Linked DNA regions of Homo sapiens: region 1 is linked to region 2. Evidence: read pairs that join two places in POLR2A ChIA-PET (ENCODE). Cell type or tissue: Panc1. All regions are shown on one strand. Each heading gives the region's core, and the rest is flanking DNA. Links, peaks and the distances in the headings are about the cores only. Region 1 overlaps FBXO42 (F-box protein 42). Region 2 overlaps ARHGEF19 (Rho guanine nucleotide exchange factor 19).

Region 1 (5,370 bases), core at 83-5,082, 86 kb after region 2:
AGGAACTAAAGACAAGATTTCACTGGGAAATTACATTAATTCCAACTGGTATAGATGGAATTGTGTCCTCCACCAAATCCATATGGTGAAGCCCTAACGCCAAGGTGATGCTATGGTGGAGATGAAGCCTTTGGAAGACAATGAGGTTTAGATGAGGTCATGAGGGTAGCCCTCATAAGATGAATCCCCTTATAAGAAGCACAAGAAGCTGGGCACAGTGGCTCATGCCTGTAATCTCAGCACTCTGGGAGGCTGAGGTGGGTGGATCACCTGAGGTCAGGAGTTCAAGACCAGCCTGGCCAACATGGTGAAACTCCGTCTCTACTAAAAATACAAAAATTAGCCAGGCATGGTGGCACACACCTATAATTCCAGCTACTCGGGAGGCTGAGGCAGGAGAATTGCTCCAACCCAGGAGGCAGAGGTTGCAGTGAACCAAGATCGCACCACTGCACTCCAACCTGGGTGACAGAGTGACAAAAAAAAAAAAAGAAGCACAAGAGATGCCAGAGCTCACTCTCTGCTACATGAAAACACACTGAGAAGGTGGCAGTCTGCAAACCAGGAGCTGGGAAGAGAATCCTCACTAGAAGCCAACGATGCCAGATTCTCATCTTGAATTTCCAGCCTCTAGAACTGTGAGAAATACATTTCTGCTGTTTAAGCTACCCAGTCTATGGTATTTTGTATGGCACCCTGAGCTGACTAAGACACCAACCAATAGGAGAATGCTCTAATCTCATAACCACATAACCAAATACACATGTAAAAAGACATCTGATGCAGCAGTATTCTCTATCAAGACTCTCCACTCCCAACCAAAAGTGTTCCACTCCTTGCTTGATGCTCTTACTTCTCCAACAGCTACACTTTTGAAGTCTGAACACTGTTAAAGCAACTATTACCTTCCTGTACATACTCTGTTAGAAGACAACCTCACAACTGACAGTGCCCTCCCCTCAGTCACCCTCCAATCTACCTACCTCGATGCACTAAAATGAGTGAGTCAGGTACACCAAGACTTATAAACAACTATGTTTTATTCAGAAGGACTAATTGACATTTCAGTTAGGAAGTGATTTTGATTAGGACTCATGATAGCATACAGAAACATTGTCTTAGGGCATCTTACATGGGGTTTCTGCCTAAATGAGAATCTCATGGGACTTTTTTTTTTTTAATTTATTATTTTATTTTGAGACAGTCTCACTCCGCCACCCAGGCTGGGGTGCTGTGGCGCAATCTTGGCTCACTGCAACCTCTGCCTCCTGGGCTCAAGTGATTCTCATGCTTCAACCTCCTGAGTAGCTGAGGTTACAGGCACATGCCACCATGCCCTGCTAATTTTTTGTCTTTTTAGTAGAGATGGGGTTTCGCTATGTTGGCCAGGCTCGTCTGGAACTCCTGGCCTCAAGTGATCCTCTCACCTCAGCCTCTCGAAGTGCCAGGATTGTAAGCGAGAGCCACCAAGCCCAGGCTATTTTTTGAGACAGGGTCTCCCTCTTTCACTCAGGCTAGAGTGCAGTGGAGCAATCATCACTCACTGTAGCCTTGAACTCCTGGGCTCAAGCAATCCTCCCACCTCAACCTCTCAAGTAGCTAGGACTACAGGCACATGCCATCATGCCCGGCTCATTTTTAATTGTTTTGTAGAGACAGGGTCTCACTATGTTACCCAGGCTGGTCTCAAATTCCTGGCCTCAAGAGATCCTCCTGTCTCAGCCTCCTAAAGTGCTGGGATTAGAGGAGTGAGCCACTGTGCCCAGCCAGGACTCTTTATTAAACAATTGTTTTTTATAAGTAGACATTTCAAAAAGCTCAGGTTTTCCTCCTTCTAAAACTAGCCTCTAATTGCAGATTAGGATGAGGGAGTAACTAGATTCTTTGAGACATTTTGTTAGAAAATTACTTTAAACATTCAGGAGTTTGTATGTTTTGTCAAAGGGAATATTCCAAATGCTCTATTTTTAAAAATTCATATTCCATAGAGAATGTAAATGATTGAAGCAGTTATTTCTCCAATATTTCTACTTTGGGAATTTCAAAGCATAACCTTTTCTTTGGCTTCCCTCCCTCCCTTCCTGCCTTCCTCTTTTCTTCCCTTCCTCTCTTTCTCTTTCTTTGTTTCTTTTTTTGAGACACAGTCTCACTCTCGCCTAGGCGTCTGGGCTTATATCTGTGGGCTCAAGCAATCCTCCTGTCTCACCCTCCCAAGTATCTGGGACTATGGAGGCATGCCACCATGCCTGGCTAATTTTTTGTTTTTATTTTTTGTAGAGATGGGGGTCTCACCATGTTGCCCAGGTGAGTCTCAAACTCCTGGCCTCAAGGGATCCTTCTGCCTTGGCCTCCTAAAGTGCTGGGGTTATAGGCGTGAGCCACTTCGCCTAGCCACAAAGCAGTCTTTAAACTTGATGGTTTAAAAAAAAAAAGTCTTACTCCATATTACAGGGAGAAATAAGCACAGTAGTTGGCAGAGGCTATGAAGGTCCCCAAACCAGAGCTCCATTTTAACAAGAAAGAGCACCACCCATGCTAAATTATCAAAGGCATAAAGCTTGTTTACAAAATAAAGACAGTAATAGTATTTTGTGACTGAAACTATCAAAGCTCCTCTGAAATAAGACCTGTACAAGATCCCAAGCATGGTGGCAATAGGATGCTTAAGCTGAGAAGATCTTCTATATTTTAGAATCCATAACTCAGCTGAGACTGCAGTAAGCTGTGACTGTGCTACTGTACTCCAGCCTGGGTGACAAAGCAAGATCTTGTCTCAAAAAACAATACAAAACAAAACAGAAGCTGTAACTCCAAATATTAATCAATTTGCACTAAGTGCAATATGGTATAAAGGGCTAGAAAAGGTTATTCTCCAAAGTACAAAATTCTCAGGGCCCTGAAATAGTTCTAGCTATCAAACTTTTTATATGATTACCATTTCTTTATTATTCCAATAGTTTTTGTGGAGACTTGCTCTGTTGCCCAGGATGGAGTGCAACCTCCACCTCCTGGGTTCATGAGATTCTCCTGCCTCAGCCTCCCAAGTAGGTGGGATTACAGGTACCCATCACCATGCCCAGCTAATTTTTGTATTTTTAGGAGAGACAGGGTTTCATCATGTTGGCCAGGCTGGTCTCGAACTCCTGACCTCAGGTGATCCGCCCGCCTTGGCCTCCCAAAGTGCTGGGATTACAGGCGTGAGCCAGTGGGCCTGGCTTGTAGGTTTGTTTTTGTTTTTGTTTTTTATGAATGGCACAAACGGCCTTTATTGGTTGTGACAGGAAGTGGAAGAGAAGGGGATATAATAGCTCCTCCTCCTGGTGTGGCCATCTGCAGACTGGACCACCACCCTCCTACCCTCCAAATGCCAATAATTTTAATAAAGAACTTCATCTACACAAAGCCCAGCTCCACCCATGGTATCCACTCAGTAGGCTCCTCCTATATTTGCCTAATGTAGGTGGAAAGAACAGGAACTTAAGTTTTAGGGAAGCAAAATGCAGCTTCTTCTCATAAACAGGTTTAAGTCCCTGGCCTAGACATTCACAGTAGCGGTTATAGAAAGGGAAACATAAACTAGCCTTTTTAGCCCATTTAAAAATAGTCATTTAGTACTACTCCACATTTCTCCCAGAGAAGTGCAATAACTTATTTATAGTTACATGGAGAATTGGTGACTATGCCAGGAAATGAAACTCATGTCCCCTCACTCTTAGTCCAGTGCCCTTTCTAATATACAATGATGCCTCCTATCTGGTAATCAAAGTAGTAAGGCAAGGCCTAAATAAATAAGGAACTTGCCCAATGGAAACCCAAATGTCCTTAGTCCTAAGACTGAGTCCTAATACTAAAAAGCCAAATGAATGTTTTGGGAAAAGCTTGCCAAAAAATCTAGCAGAATACTTTATACTCAGTGGACACTATTTCTCCATCACACCAACCCCTCCAATCTATGCCTCCTCAAATTGCCCTGCCTCATGAGTGCAAAAACCATTGTTTTTATTTTTTCCCCCAGGAGAGGTTAGGTCAAAAATAAGAAAATAATCTAGTTTCTTTCTGCCAGATTTCTGGCATAGTGGGACTGGGTAGGAATGTACCTACTGTAGAATCTTCCCACACCCCTGGGTTGTTAAGAGTAACTAGCAGAGGCACGTCCCATACACTCCCCAAATATCTGAGCTGGCAACAACAACAGATATTCAGAGACCTTAGCCCTAGGACAATAGCTTCTGTCAGTCAACTACAGTTCTCACGACTCTGTGTTTCTGTTCTTACTTCAACCTCCTACCAAATGATGTATCACACCTGTATGAGTATACTTGAGAAAACCATGCAAATGAATTCACACAGCAGTACAGCAATTTTGGCAGGGCACCATTACTAATGATAAAGTATAATTTAACAAAAAACAAAGACTTACACAAGCATATTACTATTATCATTTACATGGCACATTAAACTTAAGGACCTGAGTCCCAGTAACCCATCCTTGAGACCAACACCAAAAATGATCAGGTAGAGTTTCCATGCCAAGGGAGTCACCTGGTAAGGAGGCAAAGATCAGCATTTCATCTCTTACCTGAAGCCAAAGGTCGGATCCACTCTTTGCTGTTTAGGTCAAGTCTCCAGAGGTCATTGAAAGCAGCATTGCAGCTGCTCTGGGTACAGCCTCCAAACACATACATAGACTGATTAGCATCATAATAGCATGCACCTAGAAAGAAAATACACAAATAACTGCTGTGAAAATTCTGAGGCCCTTCCAACATTTTAACCATAACATATATTTTTCAAAGCTTATTTCACACATTCAGCAATTTTGTTACCAAGTACCAAATTTCTATTACCAGCCTCTTGTCTCCAAGTGGATCAATATATTACCCTTTAAAACAAGGTCCAGAGGAAAGCTATGAAAATTTTATTTCTGAGCACACTAAGCAAGTTGACAATGATGTAACAGTGTAAGTCCAGCAAGAACACATAATAATTCACATTAAAGGTGCTCAAATGAGGGAAATTTCAGCACAGCTACATAATTGATCTAAATCTGCATCATTATCCTCTAGAGCTAAGCAAAGGTATGCCAACACATGTACTCTGTCCTCCCATTCCTTTCCTCCAATTCTCCTATTGTTTTTGTTTTCAAATTAAACCTGAAGCACAAATCAATAAATGAATCTTTTTTTTTTCTTTCTTTCTTTTTTTGAGATGGAGTCTCCCTCTGTCAGCCAGGCTGGAGTGCAGTGGCATGATCTCGGCTCACTGCAACATCTGCCTCCCAGGTGCAAGCGATTCTCCTGCCTCAGCCTCCCAAGTAGCTGGGATTACAGGTGTGCACCACCACACCCAGCTAATTTTTTTGTATTTTTA
Region 2 (5,370 bases), core at 295-5,294:
CCCAAAGTGCTGGGATTACAGGTGTGAGCCACCGTGCCCAGCCCACATGTCCATCCTTTATCCCATTCACCTTATCCAGGTAGTCTTCTACCTCACTCTTCCTAACAATCCCAGCTAATACTGAACAAGTGTTCACTGTGAGTCAGGCATGGTGCTGCCATCAGACAGAGCTGGCATCCTCCTGGCTCCCCCACCTACTAGCTCCATGATCTGAGAGTAACAGAGAAGCCTATTTCCCAGGGAGGTATTTGGAGGATTAAAGGGAATAATCCACGTAGCATGCCTTGCACAGAGTAGGTACTGAGTAAATGTTGGCTTCTGGCATAGCTGTGACTCAGGGCAGAGTTGGGACTCTAGGGCTATGCTCTTAGTCTCTGCTCTTACTGGCTGAAGCTCACAGCATCTCCAAGTCCTCGGCATACAGTCTAGCCCTTGATTCTCCCTTCTGGAACATGGACTTGTCTCACATCTCTGCCTTTGCTTCAGGAGCCTCCAAATCTCAGGGTGCCCTGGCAGCATACCCTGGCACAGGCAGGGACTCCCAGGCCCAGGGATGGACTGGTCATAAGCCCAGTGGTGGGGAGGAAGAGAGCCTGGCTCCACTTTACCTACCCACCCCTGACTGCCCCGACTCACTCCTTCCGCCGAGAGAGCAGCAAGCAGTCATTGAAGAGGTGGAGGTAGACTGCCTTGCTGGACAGCTTCAGCTTGGCAGGGGGTGCTGCAGGCAGTGGTGCCAGCTCTACCAACTCTCCATGCCGAACCAGCCAGCGGGCCTGAGAGATCAGCGGGAAAATCTAGAGGGATGGAGAAGGATGGGTCAGGCCCAGGGGCACCAGGCAGAGAGCACAAGATGGTAGATGGGAGGGTGTGGGCAGCGATTAACTGGCCTGAAGCCCCCAGGGCAAGGAAGAAACAAGAGCTGCCCCTTGGGGTCCCCATCCCGCTGGCTGCAGACACACACCTTGCCCTCAAAGTGGATCTTCTTGCTCAGGTGGATGAGTTCCTCTGTCCTCTTCATGGACTGTACACTAGCATTGCACTCCTGCACCAGCTGGGGGAGCCGTGGGGAGGTCACCTGCAGCCCCTCAGCTCCGGCTCCCAGAGCCCAGCCTCAGACTCTTGCCTGGGGACCGGAGACTCTGACAGCTGGGGGCTGTTTTAGAGACGTGCTGGGGGTCCAGGGGGGGCCTCAGGAGCCAAGCAGCCCCTGCCCTGCCCAGCTCACCTCCTTGAGCGCATTGAAGGCCTTGGTGGCCATGTCTTCGTCTTCAGAGCCCTGTGCTGTCCGCTTCAGGATGTTCTGGAAGGTGGGATCAGCACAATGAGGCAGTCCTCATACTCCCGAGACCCGGCCCGCCCACAGGTGTATCTCCCTCGCCCAGCCCTCACTGTGGCCTGTCCCCTCGAGGTACCTCCACCAACATCTTGAGGCGGGTGATCCTCTGGAAGGGCAGGATAAGGAAGGAGGTAAGGGGCAGACGCTGGCACACAGGAGACTCCTCCAGGCGAGCCAGGATGCCAGGGAACCTGGGGTTCTCCAGGCTGGAAAATGGGGAGGACTCTGGAATCACAGGTAGGCCTGAATTCCTGGGATCCACAACCCTGGCCATCCACGGGGTCCTCAGGGGGCTTCTCAGCACATCCTTACTGCCCTTTGGGGTTGCATCTCACCTTATCCTGGTCACAGAGACCTTTTCAGGGACCCCTCCCCTCCCAGAGTCACCTTACGTCACCCAGCCCTCAGTGCCTACACCTGCCTGAGACTCCCTCCACGCCCCCGCCCCTTTCAGAGCCCCCAGCCCTACAGCAGGCGCTGGTAGGTGCGCTCCTGGTAGGCCTGGTTGGTGACATAGGGCAGGTAGACTCTGCGGAAGGCCGGGCAGTGGTCCAGCACCACGTCGCACACGCTGAAGCGCAGCACATCTGCCTCCAGCCGCTGCTCCAGGTCCTGCAGGAACCTGAGGAGTCAGAGCCAGGATGGAGACCCCAGATCTGGGAGCTGGCCAACCACTGGCTCCGTCCCCACCCCGGGCCAGGCCAGACCACTTCTTCACCTCTCGCTGGTGCTCTTGACCTCGGGCAGTTTGGAAAACAGCCACTGCTTGTCCTGCGCCCCCAGACACTCGCTCAGCTCGGCAGAGCCTAAGAAGTGGCCCACAGCCACCGACAGGCTGTGGATGTAGGAGGCCTCGGAGGTGATCAGCTCAAACTTGGCCTGAGGGAGGGCACACACGGGGTCGAAAGGGCAGGACCAGTTCACCTCGGAGGCCCTGGCCTCACATCCCCAGACCCCAGGACGCCACACCTCGCGTCCTCGCCCCTTCTCTAGCCCCACTCCTAATCTGGCGCCGGGCGGGCCCGGCGACCCACGTCCCGCCGCGGGAAATTGTGCAAGCCTTTCCTGTCCTCGATCCCGCCCCTCTCCTAAGCCCCGCCCCGACGCGTTCTTCCCAGAGCCCCGCCCACCCCCCAGGTCCCGCCCCTGATCCTGGCCCCGCCTTGTTCCGCGCCCACCAGGCGTTTGCTCTTCCAATGGTTCCGCTCCTCATCCGGCCCTGTCCTATCCTAGGTTTCGTCCCGCTGGCTCCGCCCCCTACCCGCACCCAAGCCCGGCTCCCCTCGCCTCTCGCTCAGCGGCTTGCTGTCCTCGCTTCCAGACGGCCTCGTGTAGTCAGGTCCTAGAGCCAACCTTCCGCGCGGACAGTCGCGCCAGCAACCCCCTTTGTGTGTCCCCCTCCCTCTATGGCCCGGTTCCCGCTAAGTCCCCGGACCGCGTACTCCCCGGCCCGCCCCCGCCCCGCCGGGTCCCCGCGCGCGCCCACCTCCTGCAGCTTGCAGTCCCGCAGGCTCAGCGTGGCCAGGACGCCGCTGCCGCGTACGTCGGGGATATCCTGCCACAGCGAGAAGGTGGAGCCTCGCGCCGAGCGCTGCGCCCGGAAGGAGCTGCTGGGGGAGAGGTTGGCCCGCGGCGGCCCCGGCCCCTCCTCTGCGCCCTCGGCCTCGTCCCCCGGGCCCTCCTCCTCGCGCTGCTGCCGCCGCAGTTCGCGGGCGCTGGCCACGTCGCTGTATTCCTGATAGAGGACGGCTGGGGGAAAGACGGGCGGGGGAGAGCGTGGGGCGCCCGCCAGCCCCTGCCCGGCTTTTCCTCGGTTCCCTCAAGAGCCCGCGTCACTTAACCTTTGCCGCGGTTCGGATATCTGGACACAGTGAATTCATTCATTCATTCATTCATTCCATAAACAAATTGAGCACCTACTGAGTGCTAGATACCGACAGTTCCATTCTCCGTTTCTCACTCGATCCCTACCTCTCAACTCTCCAAACCCTCTTTTCCCCGTTTCCACACCGCAGCCCCTTCCTCCGTTACCTCCTCCCAGGGACCCCCCTCCCACGTACAGTTAAGGAGGAATCGAGACTGGCGCCGCTCGTTGGTGCTCCTGGACCCCAAAGGCGGCTCTTCCTGTGTGTCTAGCCTAGGAAAGAGAGAGCGTCACGGCCCTAGTTCGCCTGCACCCTGTCTCGGACCCAAGCCCAAACGGGAGGTGGTACCTGGGCTCGGACCAATCGCCCTCTCGTGAGTCACCAGGGGCTGGCCGCGACACCCGGTCCCCGCTCATCTCTACACTTCGAGCCTCCATTCCAGATGCTTTCCCTGGAGAGGGCGAGAACTGAGGGTGGGGGGTCCAGAGAGTGGGCCTGGGGCCTGGGCCCCGGCCCAGGCACCCTGACGGCCTCAGGCGGCCGGTGAGTGGGCATCGCCCACCCCCACCCCCACCCGGCATCTGGCTGCCCTCAGGGCCCATGGGAGGAGCTGGTACCTTCCCGGGCTGCTCCGGTGCCTGACCCAGAGATGAGTGCCCGGGCTGCTGAATTCCGCCCCAGGCGCAGAGAAGAGTGCAGCCGGGTCATCAGCTCCGATGCCGAGAAGCGCCTCCGCTCAGGACCTTCGAGGCTCACTCGGGTGGACCCAGACAACTCCACCCTGGGCTCCTCTGTGCTCAGGGCCTGCTCTTGCACTACCTGGCCAGGCTCTAGGAAGACAGCGTGGGCCTCGGGGCAGCCGGGGACCTCTTCACGCTGGTACACCCGCATCTTGCGCCCTAGGGTTGGGGGCAAGGAGTGAGAGCACGGGCTGGGGTCTCCCCCAACCTCCTCCCTGCTGCTGCCCCTGGCCCTGAGCACCTGGGGAGGTTCAGGCACCATGCCCAAGGGAAGGGCCTGTGTTTCTGCTAGCATCTGGTCCCCAGAGCCCTGGGGTCCACGAGAGGGGTAAGGAGAGCACAGGGCCTGGCTGCAGTAGACAGAGGGATCAGGCTGCCCAGAATGGTGACTCACTCACTGCATAACCTTGGACAAGTCACTTGCCTTCCCTGAGCCCCACTAGTTTCCTTATCACTAATCTACCACTTGTCCTGACTTTTGGGGGAACCTTGGGACATAAAGGTTAAGGAGCTGCCCAGCCCCTCCCCTATCCCCCTGCCATGGCACCCACACCCGCCTTCCCCAGGGTGACTCACAGGCAGACTTCTTCTCCGAGCCGTGGCTGGCCCGGCGCTGTGGCTGTGTGTGTCGGGGACTCCAGGGTCCCTCCAGAGCTGGGGGCTGGGCACCAGGACAGTGTGGCCAGCTGCCAGCCCTGCTGGGCCGCATCCCCCCGCTGGTGATCTCTGTATCTGAGCCTCCTGGGGATAATGGCCATAGCAACCCTTGGAGAGGGGCAGGGGTCCCCAGGGACCAGCGGCTGCCAGGAGCCCGAAGCTCCTCTGGGGCAACAGGGAAAAGGTCCAGACACACTGGGCTCGGGGGCTTCAGGGCGGGCAGCTCTGCAAAGGACAGACTCTCCTGCTGGCACACTGCTACAGGGTGGTGGGCAGTGCCAGGTGGCCCAGTCAGGTGGGGCTGGAGGGTAGCAGGTGGCCCACAGTCCATTCCTCTTTTGCTCTGCCACCCACCTGGCCCTGCAGAAGAGAAGATATCAGACCTAGACAGAGGACAGTGGGGCTGGCCAGTAAGCCACCACCCCTGGAGGCCTGGACAAACCCCTGTGTACACTTGTGTACACACATCTCCACAAACACACTCACATGTCTAATTATATAGAAATAGCTGATACTTGCTTGGCATTGCCTGAATGATAGGCCAAGTACTTTACACATACTATCTCATTTAATCCTCACAACAACGCTGTGAGTTGATGCTCTTATTATCCCCATTTTATAGGTGAGGAAACTGAGGCACAGAGAGGTTATTTGGTAAATGGTGGAGCCAGGATTCTAACCTGGCCGTTCTAGCTTTGAAATCGATGATTTTAACCACCTTGTACTTCTCTAAAACACACTGACATGTCACCAGACATGCAAATACATA

What was found. Peaks named below come from ENCODE experiments on the same cell type or tissue, not always from the same donor. Only the 100,000 strongest peaks of a DNase experiment are listed, where the experiment ranks them.
Region 1: POLR2A ChIA-PET joins it to region 2 with 10 read pairs; 3 of 35 experiments call an interaction of 5 or more read pairs at or near these places.

What each region holds. Positions count from the first base shown.
Region 1 is chr1:16,290,204-16,295,573 of GRCh38, forward strand. It overlaps FBXO42 (F-box protein 42), which reads right to left. Exons shown (of 10, transcript NM_018994.3): 4 at 4,580-4,714. Among named protein-coding and RNA genes, the nearest start is that of CPLANE2, 56 kb to the left of the region's middle. In Panc1, for the core only: no CTCF peak of the experiment used is centred there; no DNase peak of the experiment used is centred there.
Region 2 is chr1:16,204,123-16,209,492 of GRCh38, forward strand. ARHGEF19 (Rho guanine nucleotide exchange factor 19) reads right to left here. Exons shown (of 16, transcript NM_153213.5): 2 at 4,521-4,961; 3 at 3,822-4,103; 4 at 3,553-3,655; 5 at 3,400-3,476; 6 at 2,826-3,088; 7 at 2,058-2,218; 8 at 1,809-1,961; 9 at 1,416-1,545; 10 at 1,229-1,303; 11 at 965-1,054; 12 at 637-797. The coding sequence starts at 4,932. Among named protein-coding and RNA genes, the nearest start is that of ARHGEF19, 5.8 kb to the right of the region's middle. RefSeq lists silencers at 2,404-2,473, 2,674-3,123 and enhancers at 3,170-4,143, 4,144-5,116. In Panc1, for the core only: no CTCF peak of the experiment used is centred there; a DNase peak (open chromatin) is centred at 2,629; H3K4me3 peaks cover 2,420 bases; H3K27ac peaks cover 2,167 bases.